2 separate regions of the Mus musculus genome follow, and region 2 is linked to region 1. The links are chromatin contacts, found by POLR2A ChIA-PET in ENCODE. All regions are on one chromosome and are shown on one strand. Each heading gives the region's core, a stretch centred on a gene start or an enhancer-like site at or near the end of the contact. The rest is flanking DNA. Distances are from core to core; before and after follow the strand shown. Region 1 holds the start of Klhdc8a (kelch domain containing 8A). Region 2 holds the start of 6030442K20Rik (RIKEN cDNA 6030442K20 gene).

Region 1 (5,743 bases), core at 2,093-4,592:
GCTGAATGGAAAGAGGCCAGATCTGAAAGAGGAGGAGGAGGCAGCGGCAGTGGCGGCTTTAGGGAACTGACCCTTCAGAAACCTTGGCCTGAGAGCAGGGAGTCTCCACCTTTCTCTTCTGCTCTTGGCAGTGGGTAGCTTTCTGGGGCCTCGGCACACTGTACCCAAGAGCATGGGCAAACATTTGTGCTTCCCTAGATTTTGTCCAAATGGGTCCTTTTCTCAGGGATCTTCAGTTCCTGCATGGAGTTTTTGCTCCCAGCAGCCCTCCTCACGGCCCTCCTCACAATGGCTCCCTGACTGGTTACCACTGCAGGAAGTGAGCCTTATTTCCCACTAGCCCCAGACATCCTGGGAGGGGATCCTAGCCCTCAGCCTAAGGCTGGGGCAGGACTTGATGATAAGCACCTGATTAGCACCAATTCCACCTTCTCTTCTGGAAACACCCCCTTCTGGAAAGACTCTAACCACTCCACAGTCATTCAGCTCTGGGCTCAGTTTGGACCCACCCTCCTTCATCTGGGTTCTCTGAGCTTCAAAGTGGGGCCCAGAGGACTTGGCTGGGTGCCTCCCAAGTGATGGCATCACCATTGCTCTCTAGTCACATGTAACTGATACCAGTTTGATATGTTTCTCCCAATACACTGCAGATTGAGAATCTGTTCATCTACGAAACCAGCACAAGCAGCCGGCATTAAACATCTTCCAGCCTAACCGTCGAGCGCATTTGGCTTTATGGAGCACAGGCATGGTCATTACTTACTATCTATTTAACCTCAGAGAATTAACCTTTCTGGGCTTCATGCTGCTGCTTCTAAAATAAGAATGAAAGCAGCACTTATCTCATTGGACATGTTGAAAGTCCAAAGGGACAAAGCACCAAATGGGAAGCCTTAATTCTTAACTTACAGCATAATTTATTGAAGCTAGAGATGGGGTGTGGTCTATACTCATTATTCTCAGTGTGCCCAGGGGTGTCTAGGCCTTAATTTTTTCTTAAAAAAAAAAAAAAATAAGGTCTCACTATGTCGGGTCTTACTATGTAGCTTGATCTCATAAGCCTTCTGCTCTAGCAGAGGCAAGTTTTTGGTTTTGTTTTGCTTTGCTTTGTTTTTTCAAGGCAGAGTTTCTCTGTGTAGTCTTGGCTATCCTAGAACTTTGTAGTCCAGGCTAGCCTCTGAGATTCGCCTGCTTCTGCCTCCCAAGTACTGGAATGAAAGGTATGCACCACTAAACTCTACTGCCAGGGAAGTCTTGAATTTGCCACTCTCTGCCTCAGCCTCCAGAGTAGCTAGGATTACAAGCCTTCAGCACCAGGCCTGGCTTTTCACCCTCTTGACAGGCAGGTCACAGAAACCCTATTGTCTACCCTGCTTGAGGGGGTTCTGGGCCCCAGCTTCTCCACAATCATGCTCAGAGCCCAAATTTTCTACCCTTTTCCTTCCTTCCCAGGGTCTAAGACTGTTCCAGGGGCAAACCAGATGCTTAAGAAAAGCTGTTTTCTGATCTGGCCGTGTGTTAGCCAGTCAGCTGGGGTATAATAGTAAAAGAGACAGGGACGGATGGGAAAGCGAAAGGTCACCCCACCGAGCCTACGGTGTGGAGGCAACTGTATATGAACTTGGGGTCTCTTAACTCCCATTCTCACAAAACTTTGTGTGTTTAGCAAAACTGCAGTTGGATCCCCTCGACATCACAGACTGTATTAGGCCCAAGAAGAGTGAAATGAAGGCTTTGAGAAAGTGAGAATTTTAAAACCACATGCAAGCAAGAGAACCTGGATAATAATGCAACATGAAACAAGCTTTTGGGACATTCTGACCCCCACTCAGTAAGTCTGAAACTGCAGTCAGAAGTAAACGAAGATCCTGGGATCAGGTCTCAAAGCCTCCTTGGGGGCCTGGTAATGGTAGAAGGATGGGGTGAGCATCCTCAGGGACCTACACAGGTAGGTTTGGGGGAGGGGACAGGCGGCCAAGGGCAAATGTGGTCATTCGGCTGAATGCCAGGGTCTGCAGAGTCATTGCAGATAACCCCGTGGCTCACACCTTGGCTCTCCCTCTGCAGTGGCCTGCCCAGCTTGCTGGAGCTGACTCCTGGCATCAGATGGAATTCCTAGACATTTCACCTGCTCAGTGTCCCTTTCCAATCTGTAAAGTAAGGGCAGTGGGTCTCTAGTTTTAGTGCTTAATGTAAGGCTCGAATGTTATAGGGAATGTGTATTGGCCACCCAAATCATGTTGCCTTACACCCGTGTCCCCCGTGACCCTTTACTTTCTTCCCTAATGCCCACCCTCAACCCTGGCCCCACTTGCCTTTGGCTGTGACAGAAATGCCCATGGCAGCCTCGCGCAAGACGCTTCTCTTCTTCCACTTGCCCTCATCGATGTTGTACATTTCCACGACCTTCACAGGCAGTTGATTGGTGCCCACACCCCCGATCACCATAATCCGCTTTCCTAGGGCAGTGATCGCTACCCCGGCCCGGGCTGTGGGCAGGGAGGGCAGGGAGGTCCACTGGTCGGCCTCGGGGGAGTAGACCTCGAAGCAGTCCATAGGGACGCCATTGTCATCACATCCCCCGATGGCATAGACCTGCCCCCCAGTCTCCAGCAGTGAGCAATAGACCCGGCGGCTAGGCAGTGGAGCAAGGCGCTTCCACTGAAAGTCCTTGACATTGGGCACTTCCATGGCAGCCCGGGGGAGGGCCCTGCTCGAGCGCCCCCACAGCGTCCGGGCAAGGTCCAGCCCCGGGGCCCGCGGGCTACACGGCGCCGGTCGGCGCGTCCCCTCTCTCAGCCTCCATCTCGCGCTGCACGGGCTCCCTGCCGACGCCCGCTGGCTTCTCCGGGTCCCTTGGGTGTCAGCGGGGCAGCGACGTCCACGCCTGGCTCCGCGGAAAGAACCTGGCGAATCTAGGGCAGCAGGGCGCCGGCGGTAGCTCACCCTTGGTCAACTTTGCAGGATGCGCCCCGCCCCCGCCCGGTCCCCCGGAGCTCGGAGCCCACCCCACCGCGCGTGGGCGCCGCGCTCGCCCAGCACTAGCTCCCGGGCGGCGCCTACAGCCGCGCGAAGCTTTCACGGTCCGCCTGGCAGCCGCGGAGCGGAGGACAGCGCTCCCTGCCCTTCCCAGCCCGCACGCCGCCGTCACCCGCGCAGGAGAGCGGTCGCCAGAAGCCGAGCTCCGGCCGGAGGACGCGGGTTCCCCGCACCGCCTCCCCGCAGCTTCCACACCTGGGCAGGAGCCCACGCGCCCCGAGGCGGAGGCTGTGGCCTGTGCGTCAGCCCCGGGCGACCAGGGCGAGCGAGGGCAGGGCCTGCAGTGTCTACAGGGTCGGAGACAGCCGGAGCAGGAGCCGGGTGCCCAGATGACAGGCAGATCCTGCCAGCGTGGGGGCGGGCGTTTGCGAGTGTTTGTTTTGGGTGAGGAGGCGGAGAGGCCAATTACCCGGTTTGTCTACAGTACACAGACCCAGTTCGTGACAGGCTGGCTTTGTTTGGGGGGAGGTATGCTCACATGGTCTAACCTCAGAAGCCAGTTAGGAGGCACAGATGTGGCAGGGATCTGCCGATCTAACAATTCTCACTCGTGTGCATGTAATTCACACAGAATCTTCTTTCCCTCCTAAGTGGAGACGTCCACAAAGCCTCAAATAAAGTCACAGACAGGGAAACCACAGCTGAACACACCAATAGACAAGCTGGGAGGACCTCACCTTCCAAACCCTTGTGCATCTGTAGTGTGCAAACCTGATTAACAAATCCCGGCCCTTAGCAGCAACTGCAGGACTGGGTGGATGGTCTCTCAAACCACCCAGCAACAGACCCTTCAGAACTGTAGTACCCAGTAATTCAAGTACCCATGATATACCGGACCACCTAGCAGTGTCTCCCCAAGCCCACGGGGTCCTCCTCTCTGGCTTCCTTCCATTCAGAAAGGCTCAAGCTCGGGAACCTGACAGACTGCTGTTCAAATGTTTGCTCTGGAAAACTTAGCTTCAGTTTCTACTCTGAGTCTGTGAGTGAGTGTGTGTGTGTGTGTGTGTGTGTGTGCGCGCACACACACACACACATACACATACTCACGTGCTTATATGTTGGTATGCATTTCCTCTCACTGTTGGGGATGGATCTCAGAGATGTGCACACGCTAGGCACTAAACTTTTATTTGTGATAAACTATAGAGTCACATGTGGTTGTAAGAAAGGAGTATTCTTTATCCGGTTTTTCCCAGTATTAAAATCCCACCAAGCTATAGGACAATGCCATAAACAGAGTATATTTTCATTACAGGGCTCCCACGTCACCTTTTGATATCTGGTAGGAGGACTCTATGATCCCCAGCCCCTGACAGCCCATGTCTGAAGCCTTGTCATTTCAGCCACGTTGTACAAGGGGCTGGGAATGGAGCTCACTCCTGGAGTATCATTGTTGAAAGAATCAATAGCTCTCTCTCTCTCTCTCTCTCTCTCTCTCCCTCCCTTCACCCCCTCTTTGTTTTCCTCAGTATGCCTGGAACTCACAATCTCCCTGCTATAGCCTCCAATTCTCCTCCCCACCCCACCCCCCAGCTTCCCATTTATTGAGGAAGGGTCTCTCACAGAAATCCACCTGCCTTTGCCTCCTAAATGCTGGGATTAAAAGTGTATGACTCTTCATCAGATTTTTTCCCCTTTATTTCTTTGTAATGTTCCGTGGTTGTAAGGTTTGTGAAGGCTGAGTGAGGTGATGTAGGGACTGTTTATCAAGTGTGATGCTTATCACCTTACCTTCTAACACAGAACCAGGGCCTGGGACATTCTTCCCAACACTCACACTGAGACTGTGAATTCTGGGAGAAATAGCAGCCCTAACTTAAAACAGGCCGATCTTAATATCTTGCGCTCTTGACCTAACAATTCTACTTATTTTTAAAGCTTAGATTCTTGTATTTGCAAAATCAGCACCTAGATCAACCACAGAAGGCTGTGTTCTCTTCTCCCTGTTCAATAAGAACTCACACATTCTAAGAGTGTAGTCTAAACTAATGACGTTTCACAGACAATACCTACCATTCCTGTTCTTGTAATAGGCCCCAGACCTTAGCACAACTGAGGCCATGATAGAAGTTCCATTCAGGCCTTGGAACCCAGCAGGAAGACAGCACCCTGCCAAAACAAGAACAAAGACCTAATCCATCAAAGTCCATAGTTCTGGGGAAGTCCCTAAATGTACTAACCTTGGATTTTACCTTCTGTACTTCTGCTTCCAGCTCTTGCTATATGAGGCACGACAACTCGGGATATGGTTTTTTGTGCTTATAAATTCACCCTGGAAAAGGCTCAGGACTATGCTCAGGTCCTGAACACTAAGTGGACTTGCCCGCTGGCTAGTGAAGACTTTCTCTGAGCTCAAAGCCATGTCTGAGTAGCCTTCTCTGGCGGATCCCTCACAACCTTCTTAGGAAGCTGTCTTTCCCGAAGGAATATGGGATGGACCCTGACCTGGGGCTGACTCAGTTTCTCAGCTCCAGCTAGTGGTGAGCGGGATGAATGGAAGCCACAGTCTTCTCAAATGGGTTTGTTGGGATCTATCTGTCTTCAGCCTCACTTGCTAGGAGCCTTCACTGAAGCAGCAAAACCAAGCAAGTAACTTCTCCCACCCCTCCCAGCGGGTGGGCAGAGTTCCCAGAGCCCAGCCCTTGCAACTCCAGTCTCTCATAATCTTCCACTGTGGGGACACTGCCAGGCATCTGTGAGCATC
Region 2 (6,075 bases), core at 1,845-4,344, 180 kb before region 1:
TGACCTGCACGTGAGCATATACATATACCCCCACACACAAATCCATACACACTAAGTAAGTGATCATTTAAATTTTAAAAATAAAAAATTGTTTTTACTATGAGTTATAGGGAAAGACAAGTTTGAAAACTATCCCGGGCTGGTGATGCAGCATTTGACTAAGTGCACAGGACCAGGGATGCAAGAGGCACTGTCTTCGTAATTTTATCTCCAGTGCATCCACCTGGTACCCAGCAACATCTCAAAAAGTGGTCAGATGGTCACAGAAGTAAAATTAGTATCCTGATGAGGCCACCTGAGTAGCACATCCCACAGCCTAGCCTAGCCTTTTGTTTCCTTTATCTGGCCAGCTGTCCTTCACTGTTTAACTATTCCCACCATATCACCTCTGTTCCTTTTTCCTGCTTGTATTATTATAAAGTTAGTTACAATCACTAACTTTCTCACATAATACTCAGTCATTTCTATAAGAGATTTCTCTTTGGAGCCTCAGACCTCTTTTTAATTGCTGAATCAGCCAATACTAAAAATTCCTGTTTCCCCTATGACCTTTCTGAATCATTCAAAAGAACTTTCCTTGTGACACACACTGTTAACTCTTTCAAAGGACTATTATAACAGCTTTCCTCTTTTCCTCTTATAAACATGGAACATCTCTCTTGGTCTCTACTTCTCCTACACCCTCCTAAAATCACCTTCACCTTAGGCCGCTAAGGAGTGCAAACTGCCCAGAAATTAAAGGGAGCAGGCTTTTCTCAGTTTTCAGACTCAAGTGCTGTCTTGACACTCAACTGGTGTCTATGGAAGGAACTGCTAACCTGTATCCTCCCCTAGCTGCTATACTTAGGGAAATATATGGAAGGTACCTGAAAATGTGACTAGCTCATAGAAGCACTGCATATATTAGTTAACTTATAATTACTTGATCATCCTTTTCCCTCCAGGTAAATAACTAAAGATCTTGTCCCTGACAATATTTGGCCCCTTTCATCTTTTCCCTTCCACCTATTCACACCCAGTCCCAGGGTTTCAATAAGCAGAAACAAATGGTGATCATAAGTCAAGACTTGTCTCCCAAGCTCTCAGTCTACATCCAACAGATCCAAGCTACCTTTCACAATTCCTTGCATCTTATTAGTCAAGCACCATTATTTTGTAGTTCATTTTCTTATCACCACTACACTCAAATACTGCCTCCCCAATGTTTTTTCTTTCTATGTCCCAATTCACACATTCCGTGTATCACTCATACATTGTGGCCTTCCAGACTGGTTTTATATTGTCTCAACATTCATCTATGCATTATAACTCTCCGAAAAACTTTATAAATCAGTGCTCCATCTGAGCTGTTGGTGTATCTGCCCTATCTTCCTTAAAAAGTAAACTGTCCAACCTGGCATCCATGAGTCTCCACAAAATAAACATCATCAACTTAAACTCTTGGTTATCCTCTTTATTACAATATCCACATTTTGGCATAGCAGAAAAATTATCTCACTGAGGGGCAGCAGAGATGGTTCAGTGGTTAAGAGCACTGGCTGCTCTTCCAAAGGTCCCAGGTATGATTCCCAGCACCCATATTGTAGCTCAAAACCATTTGTAACTCCAGTTTCAGGGAATCTGACTCTCCTGGCTCCTGTGGGCACCAGGCACATACATCACTGGTGCACAGTCATACATACAGACAAAGCACCCACACACATAAAATAACAAATTAAAAATTTTCTCATTGGTGTCTTTTATTTTAGATACACCTTTCACATACTTTCATACTTCGTCAGTATTATATCCACAAGCATGCACCCATGCTCCAATAAAGCCGCTATAAAGACAAAGAACACTTTAAAAATTATCTTTGTAAGTGGGCTGGAGAGATGGCTCAGCGGCTAAGAGTACTGACTGGCTGGGCGGTGGTGGCGCACGCCTTTAATCCCAGCACTTGGGAGGCAGAGGCAGGTGGATTTCTGAGTTCGAGGCCAGCCTTGTCTACAAAATGAGTTCCAGGGAAGCCAGGGCTATACAGAGAAACCCTGTCTCGAGAATAAAACAACTGCTTGTGTAGTTCACATTTCCGGGGATCTACACCTCCCTACGGTTAAGGACCTTAAACGGGCAGTCAAGATGACTGGATTCCAAATGCCAACTACGCCACTTAGTGCCGAATTACAACACCCTTACCTATTCCCTTAACCTTTTTTTTATTTTTTATTTTTAAAATAAAATCTGGTTAAGTAACACCTTTCCAGCAAGAGTAATCCCATCTAGGCACCGGATCCCCTGACAGGTCTTCAAAATTGACCCACCCTAGGTCACTCTTCCTCTGACTGCATCTCCAAAACTCTGGTCCTGTCTGATTTGTTACTTCAGCACCTGCGATCTTCGAAATCACAGCTCGGACAAAAAGTGCCTCAATGACTCCACAACTGATCTGAAAGCGGTTTCAGAAAAGTAATGCATTCTCTTCGGACAGAAGCTGGTCTTACTCCTGCTGCTGCAACTCCACCTCACGAGCACTCAATGAACCATCTCCGAAGAGTGTCCCTAAGGTTGCAGCCTGCGGTCCCTCCCGCCCAGGTTCCCTCCTTCCCAATACCGAAGGGTTTGCTAAGTCGCAGGCAAGCCCTCCTCACCCAGCAACTCGAGGTTCATCCCTGCAGACGCTGGCCGCCTGGTCTCCGCACCGGCAACAGTTCCTTCTCCCCCACCCGCTCAGAAGCCCCGCGTCTAAGTGGGGGGCGCCGCGAAGAGCCTGGCGCAAGCTCCGGAGACTTTCGGACTTAGAAGGCCCCGCGGCTTCCGCTTTCCTCCCCCGCCTTCCTTGTTCGTTTTACGTAGCTGTCCACATTTCTCCCTAATTAAAAAAAATATTAAACGCTCTTGTAATCAAACAACTATAATATTATCGAGGGAGAAAAAAATGTCATAGTCAGTCGGAACTCCAAAAAGTACAAGAATGTAAAGCTTTTCTCTCCGGGACCACGTAAGTGAGCAAGAAATTTCAGGCATATCACTAACCCACTAATACTCACAATGCCGTGTGTTCCTTGGGTTGTCCCGGCGGCTGCCTGAGACTCCGCAAGAAAGGTTCCGGGCGATTCTTTCTACCGCAGGAAAGCGGGAAAGGTCGGCCCCTAGTGCAAGAGTGTTGGAGCTCTTTGGCGTGGTCAGAGCGCGTGCTGGCTTGGCTCACCTTACTATGAGTACTATAATTACTATGTGTCTGACTTAGTTTCGTGAAGATTATTTCACGTCTCTAAAACTATGCTATGCATCACATAAAACGGCACGATAGTATTTGTTAGGCCCTTTCCTGCGGTATTACTGTGTACACAACATCGATTAGGGCACAGGAACATTGTCAAGAGAGATGGACTGAGTGTCCCACAGTTCTGTCAGACTTGATGTACACAGAGCAATCAGAGAAGACCAGCTAATGGTAAATAATGGGCGTGGGGTGGGAAGTGTTTATCCAATGTGGTGGGCAAGTCACCCCTGTGTAGCTATAATGACAGTAATCTAGAGGTCCTCCTAACTGACTTCACCGTTATGGGTATTTAACCCTTTCCTTGTGCGTAAAATGACAGTGATAATAATACTACTTAGAGAATTACGAGGATTAAATGAGTTAAGCATATAAAGTGCATAAAAAAATCAGGTGACAGCAAGTATAAGCCATTATTTACCAGTTACTATCTCCTAAATATGTCTTTCATGTAGCCATTTAACCCAAAAACAGTAATTGAGGCTCAGAGATATTGGACAATTTTCACTCCCTTTCGTGTCCAATATTTCCGAAATGCTATCCAAATACTATAGAACCAGAAATAATTTGTAGAAATATTTCTGCACTTCTCACAGTGATTTATTATCAGGTCTCTTTGGCTGTACCCACTGGCTTAGTGAAACAGAAAAAAAAATACATTGTTTCACTTATGAAGTAATAATGATGAACTTTTCACGTGTATATGGGTTTATTTTCTGTAGGCAGACTGTTGGTGTCCCTGGCCATGTTTTTTTCTAATGGAACATGCATTTTGTAAAATTTTCAAGGAAGGAATAATATGATCAAGTTAATGTTTAAAAAATAAAAATTCCTACCCAGTCTTATAGCTCATATATGTAATCTCAGCACTCAGGAAGGAGCCTGGGCTCCCTAGTGAGTCCTGGAGTGAGAGAGAAGAAGGAAATAACATTAGACGGGTTGGGATTTTTGTTGTTGCAGCTGCTGCTGCTGTGCTGGTTTGCTTTGGTTTGGGTTTGGGTTTGGGTTTGGGTTTGGGTTTGGTTTGTTTGCTTTCAGCTCTTCTGGTACTGGTGATTGAACCTAAGCCTTACCTACAGAGCCTACCTATAAGCCTAGCCCTAAAGATCAACCTCTTAAAGACACTGTTGAGTAGGAGTTCCGGTGAGGGGTAAAAACTCTCCAGGAGTTTACTGTTGGCCGTGAAGGATGGTCTGAATCCAATCTACAGGAGAGAAAAACAATCAAGGAGCTTGAGATTAGGAGACAGAATTGGAAGCGGCATAAATGCAAAAGATGTGTGTGTGTGTGTGTGTGTGTGACATGTTTCTGCTTTGGGGGCTCCATTTGCTGGTGCAGAGGATACAGAGAAGGAAACAGCCTGTATAAGGTAGATGTTCTGCCCAGACACGTTGACTAGAGATGATAAAACGTGGACTTCAAAGAGGTCCCGGTTAAAGATGTACTGTATTTTGTCAAGTTTATATATGCATATTTTTGCACTTTAAAAATCTCTGGGGGGGGGGTCTGGGAGACTTTTGGGATAGCATTTGAAATGTAAATGAAGAAAATACCTAAATAAAAAAAATCTCTGAAAAAAAATCTCCAAATTAGTGATAGAGCACGACATGCATGATTATCCCTCAGAATGGAGCCGTAGGGGTTGGCTTGTTGTTGTTGTTGTTGTTGTTGTTGGTTTGATTTGGTTTGGTTTGTTTTTTTATTTTTGGGTTTCTTTTTTATTTTCTTTTTTTGGTATGGTAGACATTGTATTCCTTGTAATTCGTTGTGTTCTACTTTGATTAAAAACTATAATTGGTGGGCTTTGCTTTGTGAGGGCTAATTAGAGTTTATTAATATTACTAATTGTCAAACAGGGTATCTGAAGCTTTGTTTAAAGGGGAGAAATTTTAAATGATTTTTTTCTTCTTGGCCTGGAGCAATTTGTACCTGTCAGTCATGAAAAAAGAACTTGGTTTTTAGCCAGGCTGAACTTCCCTCTCAGTAAGATATTTTCTGTCCTTCATGCAGGAGGCCAGCTAGTATTTATCCCCCTTACTGATAAAAATCATACATTCTAGGCTGGAATGTATGGTAGAGCCTGTGTGAGGCTGTGGGGTTGAGCCTGAAGCACCATGGGGTATGGGGTGGAAACACTCTACCTGGAACCCTTCTGTTCACACTCAGCCAAGAGCTCCTGGCAGCTGGCATAGAGAACATAAGTGTGTTTGAAAGCTGTGTGCTTCCAGCATAGAGACAAGGTTGACAACCACAGCAGAGAGCTGGGGGTGGCATCAAAAATACAAAACAAGGATCAAAGCCTCTCCCGGAAAAAGGGGACAAGTGCAGTCAGTGTTCATTGTCAGCAGAATTACAGATTTAATGTAGTTAAAGAGAGAAAAAAAGGACAGTTACAACACAGCTCTGAATTCCCTGGAGACAAGAAAATTGAGAAGGGAAGAAAAGCACATAGGTAGGTCTGGATGCCATTCCCTGGAAAACAATGGAAGCATACACACACAAACATATACATACAAACATTCACACACATATACATACATACATATATACATACATACATACACAAACACATACATGCATGCATGAACACATACAAACACACATACATACATACAGACACACAAACATACACACACATACATACATACACACAAACATACACACATATACATACATGCATGCACAAACACACACATACATAAATACACGAACACATACAAACATACATACACACACAAACACACAGACACAAACGCAAACATACACAAACATATACACAAATACAGACATACAAACATACACACATACATACA

What was found. ChIA-PET counts read pairs that join two places held with the same protein, here RNA polymerase II (POLR2A).
Region 2: POLR2A ChIA-PET joins it to region 1 with 11 read pairs in Patski. The contact joins the promoter of 6030442K20Rik here to the promoter of Klhdc8a in region 1. POLR2A ChIA-PET finds 5 or more read pairs at or near these places in 3 of 5 experiments (Patski and embryonic stem cell).

The regions. Positions count from the first base shown.
Region 1 is chr1:132,296,225-132,301,967 of GRCm38, reverse strand. It overlaps Klhdc8a (kelch domain containing 8A), which reads right to left and starts at 3,342. Exons shown (of 5, transcript NM_144810.5): 1 at 2,316-3,342. The coding sequence starts at 2,691. It overlaps Gm51645 (a long non-coding RNA gene), which reads right to left. Exons shown (of 4, transcript XR_003947998.1): 4 at 4,587-5,148.
Region 2 is chr1:132,474,083-132,480,157 of GRCm38, reverse strand. 6030442K20Rik (RIKEN cDNA 6030442K20 gene) reads left to right here and starts at 3,094. Exons shown (of 2, transcript NR_165177.1): 1 at 3,094-3,436. It overlaps Rbbp5 (retinoblastoma binding protein 5, histone lysine methyltransferase complex subunit), which reads right to left and starts at 2,791. Exons shown (of 14, transcript NM_172517.2): 1 at 2,631-2,791. The coding sequence starts at 2,649.